Linked DNA regions of Homo sapiens: all the other regions are linked to region 4. Evidence: chromatin contacts called from ENCODE Hi-C or POLR2A ChIA-PET data. All regions are on one chromosome and are shown on one strand. The core of a region is the stretch at or near the end of the contact, and the rest is flanking DNA. Distances in the headings are between cores, read along the strand shown.

The links. A loop is a pair of places that touch in the nucleus more often than their neighbours do. ChIA-PET counts read pairs that join two places held with the same protein, here RNA polymerase II (POLR2A). Pooled maps may share reads with other maps.
Region 1: a loop to region 4 is called in a map of CD4-positive, alpha-beta memory T cell, with 18 times the contacts of the local background. The contact joins the promoter of DDHD1-DT here to the promoter of FKBP3 in region 4. A Hi-C loop is called at or near these places in 2 of 168 maps with a recorded cell type or tissue (CD4-positive, alpha-beta memory T cell and naive thymus-derived CD4-positive, alpha-beta T cell) and 7 of 50 pooled maps.
Region 2: a map of B cell shows a loop between it and region 4 (18-fold over the local background). The contact joins the promoter of DMAC2L here to the promoter of FKBP3 in region 4. A Hi-C loop is called at or near these places in 3 of 168 maps with a recorded cell type or tissue (B cell, CD4-positive, alpha-beta memory T cell and naive thymus-derived CD4-positive, alpha-beta T cell) and 7 of 50 pooled maps. POLR2A ChIA-PET finds 5 or more read pairs at or near these places in 1 of 52 experiments (MCF 10A).
Region 3: a loop to region 4 is called in a pooled map, with 6 times the contacts of the local background. The contact joins the promoter of BRMS1L here to the promoter of FKBP3 in region 4. A Hi-C loop is called at or near these places in 2 of 50 pooled maps.

What each region holds. Positions count from the first base shown.
Region 1 is chr14:53,151,326-53,154,788 of GRCh38, forward strand. DDHD1-DT (DDHD1 divergent transcript) reads left to right here and starts at 2,029. Exons shown (of 3, transcript NR_110062.1): 1 at 2,029-2,406. DDHD1 (DDHD domain containing 1) reads right to left here and starts at 1,998. Exons shown (of 13, transcript NM_001160148.2): 1 at 936-1,998. The coding sequence starts at 1,773. RefSeq lists enhancers at 754-803, 824-1,023 and a silencer at 1,844-2,173.
Region 2 is chr14:50,310,174-50,313,910 of GRCh38, forward strand. It overlaps DMAC2L (distal membrane arm assembly component 2 like), which reads left to right and starts at 2,151. Exons shown (of 6, transcript NM_001382507.1): 1 at 2,151-2,216. It overlaps L2HGDH (L-2-hydroxyglutarate dehydrogenase), which reads right to left and starts at 2,056. Exons shown (of 10, transcript NM_024884.3): 1 at 1,838-2,056. The coding sequence starts at 1,977. RefSeq lists silencers at 2,116-2,245, 2,306-2,535.
Region 3 is chr14:35,825,014-35,828,458 of GRCh38, forward strand. It overlaps BRMS1L (BRMS1 like transcriptional repressor), which reads left to right and starts at 1,325. Exons shown (of 10, transcript NM_032352.4): 1 at 1,325-1,645. The coding sequence starts at 1,504. RefSeq lists silencers at 1,366-1,465, 1,716-1,885.
Region 4 is chr14:45,132,772-45,136,423 of GRCh38, forward strand. It overlaps FKBP3 (FKBP prolyl isomerase 3), which reads right to left and starts at 1,710. Exons shown (of 7, transcript NM_002013.4): 1 at 1,578-1,710. The coding sequence starts at 1,685. FANCM (FA complementation group M) reads left to right here and starts at 3,159. Exons shown (of 23, transcript NM_020937.4): 1 at 3,159-3,652. The coding sequence starts at 3,261. RefSeq lists enhancers at 908-1,779, 1,467-1,686, 1,780-2,650, 3,313-3,362 and a silencer at 1,656-1,833.

The DNA.
Region 1 (3,463 bases), core at 779-3,278, 8.0 Mb after region 4:
TATAATACTGGTGGTCAGTAACTTCTGTGACTATTGAATATCTCCTATATATTACATACGTAATATTTGCTGCATGCACTGGCAGATATTTACGGTCACCTTCCTCCTATTCTAACTATAAACCCGTCTGTGTTGTTGTCTAATAAATACTGTTAACACTCATATCACACGTAAGTACCAACCATAGTTCCAAGCCCTTGAAGTATATTTTCTAATTTACTTTCACAACAATCCCGTGAGGTAGGTACAATTTCTCCCCTTTTACAAATGAGGAAGACGAGGCATAGAAATGGTAATTTTTCAAGGTTAAGATGCAAACACAAAAATATGTAAATGAGGACCTAAGAGACAGAATCCAGTATTCCACCGAGGGAGCGGAGCCACTTGCCAGAGCTGCTTCACGCAGTGCTTTCCACCTCTCCGAACACACCCAGTGGGAACAACCTATCTCCTTTCCCTCCAGGGATTCTTTTACTTTTCCTGAACCCATAACTAAGCTGTTGATTCTCGAGCAGATCCTCTCAAACCTTCCTACTCCAGAAGACGTGCCGCTATTTAAATCATAGGCTGTTTAGGGTAAATGAGACAGAACCAGATCCCCAGGTGGACAAAGCTGGTAGGATCACGAAATTAAACCTCGGGCTGCGGATCCGGTCCTGGATCACTTCCAGGGGATGGCAGCAGCACCCGGCTCACCCAGGAGGCGCTACCCCCGAAGGTATCCAGTCCTCCTGACCCCAGGCAGCTTGGGTTTTGCCATCTGCTCGTTTACCCTTCAGCTGCCGACGCTCCCTGCTCAATCTCCATCCTGCCCCAGCCAAACGCCAGGCCTCACGCGCCTCCCTCTTCGCGGCGACCAGTCCCAAACCCACACCGGTGCGCATCGGCCCATGCAGGGGCAGCCCGTCCTGCCCTAACCCCGGCCCGCTACTCACGGTTCCAGTACACCGGGTAGCACTCTCCTTGGGTCACATCCACCTCGTAGAGGCCGCCCCGCACGCACACAGGCTCGATGTTCACAAGCTCCACCATCTCCGGCTCGTGCCCCGTCGTACTCTGGCAGAAGCCGCAGGCGCGGTCCTCATCGTCATCTTCTCCGGAACTGGAGGCTGGGCCCGTGGGGGAGCACACATGGTCGCCGTCCCGGTCCCCGCCCTGGGGCCGGGCACCCGTGGTCTGCAGCAGGGTCCGGAAGGCGAGCTCGATGCGGAGCGAGTCGTAGCCGATGAAGGGCTTCCAGGTCTTCTTGTCCTCCTTGTAGAACCAGCGTACCTCCTCCGGGCCCAGCTCCGTCACTACCTCATAGCGGTGCCGGGCCGCCGGGCCGCCAAGCCGGGTACGTTTCCTTTCCCCGGGGGACCCTCCTGTCGCGCCGCCGCCCCCCGAGTTCGTCGGGACCAGCGGAGGCTGCTGCGGCGGGTGCAGCGACAAGGAGCTGCCGCCGCCGCCGCTCTCACCCTCGCTGTAGTAGCGCAGCGAGGAGCCCGACTCGGCGGAGCTGAAGTCATAGTTCTCGTCACTGAGGCAGGGGTCCAGCGCGAGGTGGTGGTTGTGGTCGTCGGTGCCCGGCGCCAAATGCAGCCCGGGTTCCCCGCGCAGCAGGGCCAGGGGCACGTCGCCGTCGTCCGGGTCCCCGCCGGGCAGGTGCTCGAAGCAGCAGACGCCGCCGCCGAACGCTGGCCTCGCGTCTGAGCCCAGCTCCCAGGCGCCGCCGCCGCCGCCTCGGCCGTTATGCTCGGGGCTCCGTGGGGACCCGCGGCCCGGGTAATTCATGCTGTGGAGACGCCGCCGGCTGTCCGGCGGCGCGCGGAGCCGTGACCCCCAGCGCTTCCGCCACACATTCAACGCCGCCGCCCTCTCCACCCGAAGTTTCTAATCTTTCAAATCCCGACCCGAGCTGCGGCGGCAGCGGCGACCGCTCCGCCCCCACGAGACCCGCAGCCGCCGCAGCTGCGTTCTGCCGCCGGCCCCATTGTCACGCAGCCCGACGTAGGCGGTGCTTCGGCCCCCGCCCCGCCCCCCGGCCGCGTGCGCCGCCCCGGAAGCCCGGGCTGCACCGGCGCCGCGCGCGGGGTTCCCCCCTGCCCCTCTGGCTGGGAGGGCAGGGTGGTGTCAGGTCGCCCGCCGCTCTTGGGCCTCCTCGGCTCCCTTCCTCCTTCCTTGCGGTCTTCATGCACAGCTGCCTCGGTCCCCCGCTTCTGGAATTCACAGCCCAGATGTGGATAGGCTTTACCCCACTCATCCTTACAATGTGGGTCATGAGCCCAGAGCCTTAAGCTACGTGTTAGGAGGGCCCCAGGATGTAGGATTCAGCATTGCTCTTTTTGACCTTAGGCCCTACTGCGGCCTCGCCTGGACGTTTTGTCACCTGGCCCTGGTGCCTCCAGACAGAACCAGGACGCATAGGTGGGTGGATACGAGGGCACTCCACCCCACACCCATCACTCACCTTGGTGTCACCACTCCCACTGGGAAACTGGAATCTAAACCTTGCTTCATATGCCATCTCATATTATTACTTATCTTTTGATGCTTGGATTTCCTGTTTTCTCAACCTCATTGCTAGGCCCTTGATGGAAACCAAGTCCATGTCAGCCTCTCCCACACAGTGGGTGCGCAATCAGTCTTAGTTGATTATAATGATGTCAAGTCCAACCAGCTGTGGTAAAGAGTGTTCGATTGAGAGGTAGAAAACAACCAGGTTCTAGATTTAGCTTTGCTAACCATCCACAGGCAAATCACATAATCTTCCTGATCTTTTTGGTTTCCTCATCTGTAAAATTAAGATTCTTGGACCAGATGATATCTAAAGTTCCTTCTAGCAATGGAATTCTATGAACTTTAAGGTTTCTTCCAGATTTTTATGCATCTCTGATTCTGTAACTCATATTCTGGGATCAAGTTGAATACAGAGGCTCCCTTATGTGGGTCTTTTTTATTTAAAAAAAATTATTTTGTAAGCACATCACCCTATGTTGAGAATCCAGAGAAAAACCATCTCCAACCTCAGTGTTTTCATTTTAAGAATAGACAGTCTTCACTATTTCTTTTACTCTCTGGTGGAATCAGATTGGTAGGGCAATTTTTCTTGCTCCTGAGATGTAACCTGTCAGACATTATTACTCTGTCATTATTTAAATCAAGACTATCTGAAGTTTGTACAGGGCCTTTGTAGGAATTTGAAAAAAGGCATTGCTTCCTGTGGGCAGATACAGAGCGGTGTTGGAGTTGATGGCTTGTCAAGTAGAATACAGGCTGGATTTTCTGCCCCAATTAGTGCCCTTAGCTGGTTAACCTTGTGCAGTGAACAACCTATCCAACTGTATACTGCAGCTCTGACTGAAAGCATCTAAGATCAGGACCCTCTTTACCACTCAAAAAAAATTTCTGAGTGCCTGCTTCCCAGTTGCTCCTCCAGTATTTCTATTGACAATATGCAGCATATGATATTGGGTATGGGCTT
Region 2 (3,737 bases), core at 901-3,400, 5.2 Mb after region 4:
ATGTTTTCATTGGGGTAAATGGGGTGAAGGGTACATGGGATCTCTTTGTACTGTTTATTTATTTTTATTTTTTATTTTGTAGAGAAGGGATCTTATATTTTGCCCAGGCTGGTCTCAAACTTCTGGGCTCAAGTGATCCTCCTGCCTCAGCCTCCCAAAGCACTGGGATTACAGGCCTGAGTCACCACGCTTGGCCTGTACTATTTTTGCAATTTCCAATGGATCTATAATTACTTCAAAATAAAAGTATAGGCCAGGCACGGTGGCTCACACCTGTAATCTCAGCACTTTGGGTGGCTGAAGAGGGAGGTTCACTTGAGGCCAGGGGTTCGAGACCACCCTGGGCAACGTCTCTACAAAAAAATAGGAAAATAATTAGCTGCCTGTGGTCCCAGCTCCTGGAGGACAGGAAGCATTGGGGAGGGGGGCTGAGGAGGGAGGATCGCTTGAGCCCAGGAGGGTGGAGGCTGCAGTGAGCTATGATTGTGCCACTGCACTCCAGCCTTGGCAACACAGTGAGACCCTGACTCCAAAAATTTTTTAAAAAAACATTTTAAGTATAAACAAAACTTTCACTAGCCCTACTTTTCTTTCCTTAAGAAAAGCTTCCCAAAAGAACTGTCCACATGCCCCATAACAAATCACAATCGCTATTACTGGTATCCCACTCTACTCCCCCTATCCACCAACACGCAGCAGCCAGAGTCAACTTTTAGAACATCAACATTTAATTATTAGCCTCTTCTTTTTTTCTTTTCTTTTCTTTTTTTTTTTTTTTTTTTTTTTGCGAGACAGAGTCTTGCTCTGTCGCCCAGGCTGGAGTGCAATGGTGCGATCTCAGCTTACTGCAATCTCCGCCTCCCAGGTTCAAGCGATTCTCCTAAGGCTCCGGAGTAGTTGGGATTACAGGCGCCCACCACCACGCCAGGCTAATTTTTTTGTATTTTTAGTAGAGACGGGGTTTCACCATGTTGGTTAGGCTGGTCTCCAACTTCTGACCTCAGGCGATCCGCCCGCCTCGGCCTCCTAAAGCGTAGCCTCTTCTTAAAACCCTTTTAAATAGCTTCCCGTGGCTCTTAGAATAAAAGTCAACGTGTGGTTAAAATAAACTAAAAACCTTGCTGTGATGTAGTCCTTCTGGGTCATTCCACACCATATGTCTTCCACTAAACTTCAGTCACACTCATATGGCCCACCTTCTAGTCGTCAAAATAGCCAAAACCTCTCCAAGCCTTACAGCCTTCACACAAACTGTTTCTTCTACAGAGGACAGAGAAAGACAATGGTTTCGAATGTGACGTCCAAACTATAAATCACAGGACACTGAATTCTGCGGGCTTTCATTAGCATAAGAGCTGCCTCCGACGGGGGCAACACTATGCGGGGTGTGCCAGGAACTGATTTAAGACTGTATTCAGATCTTCCAAGCAACGCCAAAGACTCCAGCTTATAAAGAGCATATTTGATTGCTTATACTGTGTGCTAGGTCCTTTTATCCTTCAAATGACCACCTACAGGAGAGACTAAGGTCCAATTCACAACTGAGCCTTTAAGGAGGTTAAGTAACTAGCCCAGAGTTCAACAGAAAGTGGACGGGTTGTTCAAAGCCAGAGCTACTCCCGACCTCTACTCTATACACTGCCTTTCCTCCGGCCCGTAAATACAACGAATGAACCTGCAGGTTGGTAGCTCCTGGGATCCGAGGTTGGAGTGCCACAGGACCCCAACCTGCTCTCACCCCGGGACAGGGAAATACGAACAGGGGCACAGGTCCACCACCAGGTGCCTCCGCGAGGGGCAGCAGCGCAGGCGGCGGGGAGGACCAGCGGCCACTCACCTGGTGCTGGCGCTGCGGCTACCTCCACACAGCGGTCTTGGCCTCCCAGACGCGAACCCGCACGCCCCAGGGGAGCCACCGGCGAAAAGCCCGCGGGCCCGTCCGCAGGCACCAACCAAATAACGCAGCGCTGGCACCATCCCCTACGCACGCTCCCCTCCCTCAGCGCTCAGAAGAAGCCACTTGACCCTCCACGGCCGAGGACCCGCGCTCTTTAGCCCCGCCCCTCACGCGGGGGCCAATGAAGTGGCGCGCCTTCGCCCCATGTGGGAGAGGCTGCGGTGGCCAATAGGCGCGCGCGTCGGAGGGCGAAGGGCCGGCCAGGGTGCCGCAGACGCGGGGACGCTGGCTCGCTCCCTCCCTCCCTCCCTCCGACGCTGTGAGTAGAGAAGCTAGGCCCCGAGCCGGGCGGGACTAGGGTGGTGGTTGTGTTCTGCCCTCGCCCGTCGCCAACGCTGGGCTGACTGAAAACCTGGCCCTTTGGGTCGCGCGTCTTCGACCTTCACCGCCATGCGGACATGGGGCCGTGGGAGAAACTCTGGGCGGGATTACGGTGAAAATTCTTGTTTGGGCGGGCCCTGCGGCTTCTTTCTTCCGGCTCGCCCTCGGCCCCGCCCCCGCCCCGCCCCCGCTCCAGCTCCAGCCGGGTCCTCGCTCGGCCCCGCACGCGGCCCGCGGTAGACGGAGGGCCTGGGCACCCACCGTCTCCATCCCGGCCCCAGCCCAGTCGAGCGTCCACTAGAAGGGCGCTCCCTGTCCGGCCCTAATCCTCGCTCCTCACGGAGGCTCTTTGTCACAGCGAAGACTGACAGCCCGCAGTCTTCTGGACTTCTTTTATGGGGCTCCTGGCGGTGCTATTCATTCAGTCATTGATTCGTCTTGTAAATATGGAGCGCCTGCTCTGTACTCGACCCGGCACTGGGTACCGGAAGAACCAGACAGCTCGGTTTTTGCCACCATTTATAAGTCTGTGTCCTTTTCTTGAGTACTGAACCGAGATACAGTTTTAAATGTGCTGTGCGGTCTCTGAGCAGCGACTCACCTGTGCAGGTCACTTCACCTGATTCCCTTTATGTAAAAATGAGGGCGATGGGCTGTGTAATCTCTAAAGGACCTTCTAACTCTTTAAAATTGTCACTGTGCCGGTGTTGCTAACACTCATTCTGTATGCTTGATGGCAGTTTTTAATTTTTAGGGTTAGGACAGCTGAACATAACAAATAGAATTATACAGATTTATTACCAGAAGGACTTCGTGTGCCTCTAAGAATCTTGGTTCCAGTCTTTGGTCAGGTAGCTCCAGGAAATCACTTCACCTCTTTGCCTCAGACCCTCCTCAGTGAACTAGGAATGATAGCAGTGTCTCCCTAGTCTTAGGGCCGTTGAGCGGATTACACGAGATAAGGTCAGCAGGTGTTTAGCACAGTGAAGCATTTGCTACGTGATGACATTTATTATGGTTAAAGGGTTTTACCACCAGAACAGTGGTACATAGTTTGCTTTATTTGTTAAAACAATGTAGAATATTGCCTGCTTGTTCCATCACAGATGAAAAAAAGAGATGGTTATTCAACTTTGTGAGGTAATTGTGGATTTCCATGCAATTGTAAGAATAGAGATTCTGTGTACCCTTTACCCAGTCTTCCCAGTGGTAGCATCTTGCAAAACTAGTACCATATCACAACCAGGTAATTGACATTCACACAATCCATTGATCTCATTCAGATTCCTCATTTTGTATTAGTGTTCTCTGTGTATATTTAGTTCTATATGGTTATCAGGTGTGTAGATTCTTGTATCCACCACCACAGTCAAGGTACAGCCCAGGTCCATCACCACAAGGGTCCCTCCAGTTGCCCTTTTATAACCACAACTTACCTTTGCAGCCCCACCCAATCTAT
Region 3 (3,445 bases), core at 75-2,574, 9.3 Mb before region 4:
CACATCCCAGACGATGGGCTGCCAGGCAGAGACGCTCCTCACTTCCTAGATGGGATGGCGGCCGGGCAGAGACGCTCCTCACTTTCCAGACTGGGCAGCCAGGTAGAGGGGCTCCTCACATCCCAGACGATGGGCGGCCAGGCAGAGACGCTCCTCACTTCCCAGACGGGGTGGCGGCCGGGCAGAGGCTGCAATCTCGGCTCTTTGGGAGGCCAAGGCAGGCGGCTGGGAGGTGGTTGTAGCGAGCCGAGATCACGCCACTGCACTCCAGCCTGGGCACCATTGAGCACTGAGTGAACGAGACTCCGTCTGCAATCCCGGCACCTCGGGAGGTCGGGGCTGGCGGATCATTCGCGGTTAGGAGCTGGAGACCAGCCCGGCCAACACAGCGAAACCGTCTCCACCAAAAAAATACGAAAACCAGTCAGGCGTGGCGGCACGCGCCTGCAATCGCAGGCACTCGGCAGGCTGAGGCAGGAGAATCAGGCAGGGAGGTTGCAGTGAGCCGAGATGGCAGCAGTACAGTCCAGCTTCGGCTCGGCATCAGTGGGAGACCGTGGAAAGAGAGGGAGAGGGAGACCGTGGAGAGGGCGAGGGCGAGGGCGAGGGCGAGGGAGAGGGAGAGGGAGCTATGTACCCTTTTTTTGAGAAAGTACATCTGGTTAAGTATGTATTTTTCATTGAAAACTAAAGTTAAATCAGGACTGATGGCATTTTCCGACTGCATTTGGTAAAAAATAAATGCCAAAAATATTAGATTGAAAATGCCAAGATAAAACTTCCTTACCTTCTGTATTGTAAAAGTTTCAAGAATAATTTAAAGATTTTTGCACAACACAGAAAGTGCAAGTTATCGTCTATAGTTAATAATTAAATAAAACAGTTTATTAATGGTAGGTAATAAAGGTGCTTAGTAAAACAGATGGTTCTCCAGTTCCCCAGGCTCAATGAGCAGGCAAAGATCCTTTTAGGCAAAAGACATTTTCACATCTAACAGTAACATCTCTGATGGTCAGGCAGGTCAAACAATCACTTGGCGGGAAATAGATAAATACAGACTAAATTCGCACAATCTGTTTCTGTTTAGTTTATAAACTGCGATCCAGAGTGTCAGCTTTCGTGCCTTGTGGGACTTGAAGTCCAGAAGGAAGAAGTGATCAGGGCTGCCGAGGGATGGAAGCGTGCAGCCCCTGCAGGTCTGAGACCTACGAACTACAACTCCCGGCAAGCATCGGAAGGCCGCGTCGTAATTGCGGGCAACCAATCGTACCAGAGCAGGGCAAGCCCCCGCCCTCTGGCTCGGTGGAAGGCCTCCGCCAATGGCAGAGCTCCCATCGCAGAGCCTGCGGGTTAGGTTGTGAGGCCCGGGCCGGGGGCGGGGAGGAGCCAAGGGGGCGAGCAAGCTCGGTGGCTGGGTGGGTTGGGGCGTTCCGCGCGCCCTTCATTGAAGCGGCGGTGGCCGGGCTGGGCGCCGGTAGTGGAAAGCGACGGCGCGGCTGGAAAATGCCAGTCCATTCCCGAGGGGATAAGAAGGAGACCAACCATCACGATGAGATGGAGGTGGACTACGCCGAAAATGAGGGGAGCAGCTCCGAGGACGAGGACACTGAGAGCTCGTCGGTCTCCGAGGATGGAGATAGCTCAGGTGCGCGACCCACTGCTGGGACCCTGAGTCCCCGCGCCCAGCGCGCGACAGGCCGCTCTCCGCACGCCAGGCGGCTGCGTCCTGCTGGGAAAGCGGGGCGGGGACAGAGGGAAGGGGCGGAGACTGGCTCTGGGCCCTGGGCTGCACCCTGACCGGTCGCTGGGCGCTGTCTGGCTCCTGATGGGTCCCGGCGGCGGGGCGGGGCGGGCCTGGGCTTGTCCAGCTCCCAAACGCGGCGTGGTCCTGCCCCCGGTGGTGCTCTGGAGCGACCAGCCCAGGCGGACAACTTCCCGCAGCAGACAAACTGGAAATGCCTCCTCTCCCCAGCCCACCGACCTCTTTCCCTATTTTCACCTTTGCAACCCTCACTTCTCAGCGCAAGTGAGTTGCCGGGACAGAGGGTCGGCTTAGTAATTAACCTCAGTTTGCAAGTCAACTTGCCGGTCAGCACTTTTACATCAGTGTCTTTTCGGGGGCTAACTTGAGAGCGGTCCCGTTCAGTAGCTCCCTGAAGTTTGCAAGACTGAGAGGAAGGGACCAACATTCGGGCTCATTTTGGATCTTCATATGCTTATAAATTGGCTGAGTTTTGGCAGCGTTGAAAATTCTCCAAGTCTTTTCTTCCCTTCAGTTTTTTCTAACTTTGGGCTGTTTTAAATTATTTTGGGTGGGGGAGGAGGGCAGATTAACACTACAAATAAATTTTGCAAACTTTTAGGAATGGTTATTCTAAAGTGAAATGGAATTTGTGATTACCGGGATTATTTTCTTTCGATTCAAATGATGGAGATGAGACTGACTTCTTTGTCTTGGCCTGATTTTGGTCATGTAAAGGAAGCATTGATGATAGGTTGATGACAGCCTAGTATCACCCAGATGCCCTCTTTTCATGTTTCCCTTGCAAAGCAAATCTCCATGGAAGGATATAATTTCAATCAGTAAATCAGCCATCCAAAAATATTTATGAGTGACTTCTTTGTGCAGCACTGGACAGTACTCAATATGAGGGATAAATAGTTATTATCTGGGCTCACTTAAAAAGCTATCATAAGTCACCACTTGATTAAATTGCCAAATGAATGCTTAACTAAATGTTGCTGTAGGAATTCAGAGGCAGAGGAAATCGTTTCAATATTGGGTGGTCACAAAGCCTAGCTGAAGAAGGTGGGATTACCTTAATTATCTTGAAGAATGAGTAGAATTTGGTTTGGGGTGGTGGGTATCCCTGCAGGGAGAGGGATGTAAGAAAAAGTACAAGGGCCAGAGTTTGGGGCTTATTCAAAAGAGCGTGAAAACCTTGGGAGAAGGAGTTGAGCTCGGAAAAGAACAGGAAAGTATAGATGTGAGTGATTTCAAAGAAAGCACAAAACAGGATTGATGAATGCAAGTTTAGGATTGAAGGTAAGAGAAAAACCAAGATACAAGGAGAGTGGCGGTAGCATCAACAGAAATAGAAAAGTGAAAGATTTGAGATGAAGGTGAAAGAAAAGAGTATTTCAGACATGTTGCTTTTTTTTTTCTTTTCTCTCTTTGAGATGGAGTCTCGCTCTGTTGCCCAGGCTGGAGTGTAATGGCGTGATCTTGGCTCACTGCAACCTCCGCCTCCTGGGTTCAAGCAATTCTCCTGCCTTAGCCTCCCGAGTAGCTGTGATTATAGGCGGGTGCCACCACACCAAGCTAATTTTTTGTATTTTTAGTAGAGACAGGGTTTCTCCATGTTGTCCAGGCTGGTCTCGAACTCCTGACCTCGTGATCCACCCACTTCAACCTCCCAATGTGCTGGGATTACAGGCATGAGCT
Region 4 (3,652 bases), core at 460-2,959:
TTTTGATAATCCAAGTCTGTTGAAATTCTTCCACGTGGCCCAGTTTTACATACGATTCCACATGGCATGATTTGTTTCATAAGAATATGATGGATGAAGTACATGACTGAGGTATTATTAAATGTTAATGATGTCTATTCTATTGTTTCAGATGAAATACGAATTGGCTTAAGAGAAAATAGTTCCATTAAAATGGGGTAAGATCCCCGACACATGTTCTTTTTCACCCTTGTACCTCCAAACACTGAGAATAGTTCTTGTTACAGATGTTGTATTAATATCTGCTAAATTAATCTAAGATGCGGATGCCAGGATAATAATTAAGGAAGAAGGCACTGGAAGTTGGAGAGTTCTTCTATCTCCCTGTCATGACGCCCGCCCAAAATGAAAATAAAATATAAGCTTCTCAAAATAACCCAGAAATAGTGGCTCACGCCTGTAATCCCAGCACTTTGGGAGGCCGAGGCGGGCGGATCACGAGGTCAGGAGATCGAGACCATCCTGACTAACACGGTGAAATCCCGTCTCTATTAAAAATACAAAAAATTAACCTGGCGTGGTGGCACGCGCCTGTAGTCCTAGCTACTCGAGAGGCAGAGGCAGGAGAATCGTTTGAACCCGGGAGGCGGAGGTTGCAGTGAGCCGAGATCGCGCCACTGCACTCCAGCCTGGGCAACAGAGAGAGACTCCGTCTCAAACAAACAAACAAAAAAACCCAGAAACAGTTTTTCTAAATGAAAAGTTTAGAATTTTAAAAATTGTATAGAAAACACAAGCAGGCTGCCGCTTGTAAGAGAATGCTGCGTGCACAACTATTTCAGCAATTTAACAGGTGCATGAATGAACTTATTTTCCAAAGGAAAAACAAGTGTAACAAAAATAACTTGACTATAGACGGATGGTTAAGATGGAGACTATGCTGACAAATGGAGAGCCTACAGTATAAAGCATTTCAAATAAATTTCTTAGTCTGTTTATAACAATGACAGACCACTGCACAAGAGAAATGTGCATGTAGCTCCCTTAAAGTATAAAGGTGAAAAGGTCATTTAAAGGGTCGATATGTTAAATCAAAACTTAAACCACAACCTACGGATTTTTTAAAAATCACACGCATTAATGTTCAGTATTTAGTAAACTGTTGAGAAAAGCAAGTTGGATACACCGTTCCCACAGAAATCTTCACATCCCTTCCCATTTCCCTAGTAGCCGGCGCCCCGCTCCCAGGAGTCTCATCCACACCACTATTCCTCGGCCTCTCCGCCCTAGCCCCCAATATCCTCGGGTTCCTATTTTTCTGGCCTCCACCCCCACTCAAGGATCCCAATGAGGTTCTAACTCTACAATTGCAGCCTGTGTGCCCCAAGAAATAAAGCTGCTCCCCTGCCCCAGTAGAGAACGCCCGAGAGGCGGGAGCGAGGCACCAAAGCACAAGCTGGGCCTCTCCGGCCTTCCAGGCCACCGGCCGCGGGAAGACGAGGGCGGGGGCACAGAGGAATACGGAATGTATGGGCATCTCCAGGGGGGTGAGGCGTCCCTCAGCCGCACCAGCCCGGCCGCCCCTACGCCTCTGGTACCGAATCTGAACCGTGTTCCTGCAGAAACTTGATAATGTCCTTCTTGGGCAGCTGCTCACTGCGCAGCTGCTCCACGGTCCACGCCCGCTGTGGAACGGCCGCCGCCATCTTCCCCCGCTGCCTCCGCTTTACTGAGCCAGCCCGCCGCAGTTCGGCATCGCCCCGCCCCCTAGGGCGGGGCGGGGCCACTCACGGAGGTCGAGGGGCGGGCCTCTGCTCTAGCAGTCGGGATTGGGGCCTGTCTTTGAGTGACGTCAAGGCTGTGCTATGAGGGCTTCTTTGTTGAGTCCGGGTTGAAAAACCTACCGCGGTCGTCTCTGCAGTCGACTGAGTAGAAGACCGCTAGAGATCTTCGATTCTGAATTAGACACCTTGTGAAGCGACCTCTGATGGTAGCGACATTTATCAACCATTACCCACATTTAAGGCAGCTATGCCTTTAAAGTCCAGTCTATAACCTGTTAAAAGAAAACAGCATTCAGGCTCCTTATCTCGTTTTATCTAGTTCTAGCCTAAAAAGTCACACCTGAAGTGCTTCAGTCCTTGTCGATCCGAAAACCCATATCCCACCATTTCCCTTTTAAAGATCACACAACCGAAACTTAAATACAAACTGCCCATCCCCTTCCCCCCATACAAATACGAGAAAGTTTGTCCAAAACGAAGTTCAGAAACTTTAACAAATAAAACAATTTATAAAGAAGCCGCACTCAGGATGCCACTTGCTGATGAGAATGACATTATTAATGCTCGTAACTCTGTGATGTATATTTTTTTCTCAGTACACGAGGAAACAAATTTACAGAGGTTACTCAAAGTCAGGTTTAGAGAGAAGTCAGGAATTATTTGAGACAGAAATCTTCGTTAGAGTGGAATAATTGCACACCGACGTTTATTATAATGCTCTTACCTATAATAAAGATTTAATAGTTGAACATCAGGACTCCTTACTTAAAAAAATGTAGGCTGACTCTGGGCATGTTGCCTATGAGTTAGCTCTGCTTTGCAAGGAGCATTAAAAAAAAAAATTCTGACGAATAGCTGGACCAGACCACGTTCACTTCCCTTTAAACAATGAAAATATTAAAATAATGGGTTGCCACTCCCAGCGCGGTGAAAAAGAGACTTGGCATTTTGTTTTCTCAGCCCAGATAGAGATATAAGACAAATTATTCCATCTACACATTTTTGCTTTTCACTTTATATTCTGATTTAAAAGTACAAGGAATGAGGCACGTTAGACGCTCAATAACATTAAGTTCCCAAACTGGTGGCTATTCCATTGTCCCCGGGTATGTAATATTTTACAATAAATCTCTATTATAACATTTTAAGTGATTTATCACGTTAGCAATGACGCCCAGCCATCTAATCATTGGAAACGGAACTTAAATTTAGAGTTTGTTAAAACAAAACACCGGAACCGCACCGGGGACCATATTTAGAGTAACGCCTTAATAATGCGCATGAGTCTCCGGCAGGGCTGTGAAGGTTTCCGGGAAGCCAGCCAATCATTCCCAACGGAAACTCAGTAGCGGCATTTTCAACTGGATAAACTGGCCTTAGTCCCGCCTTCTCGTTCCAGAGTTTTGTGCGAAGGAAACCGATGGGGATCGGAACCGTAGCGGTTGAGCTGCTGCTGCTACGGATATCTGACAGAAGCCTTCGGTGGTTGTCGGCCTAATGAGCGGACGGCAAAGAACGCTTTTTCAGACGTGGGGCTCAAGTATCTCCCGATCATCTGGGACTCCGGGTTGCAGCTCCGGAACTGAGCGACCTCAGAGCCCTGGCAGCTCCAAGGCGCCTTTGCCAGCAGCAGCGGAGGCTCAGCTGGAGTCGGACGATGATGTGTTGCTTGTCGCGGCGTACGAGGCTGAGCGGCAGTTGTGTCTAGAGAATGGCGGGTTCTGCACCTCCGCGGGCGCCCTGTGGATTTACCCTACCAATTGCCCAGTGCGGGACTACCAGCTGCACATTTCCCGGGCTGCTCTGTTTTGCAATACGCTGGTGTGTCTGCCTACCGGACTGGGAAAGACCTTTATTGCCGCCGTGGTCATGTACAATTTCTACCGCTG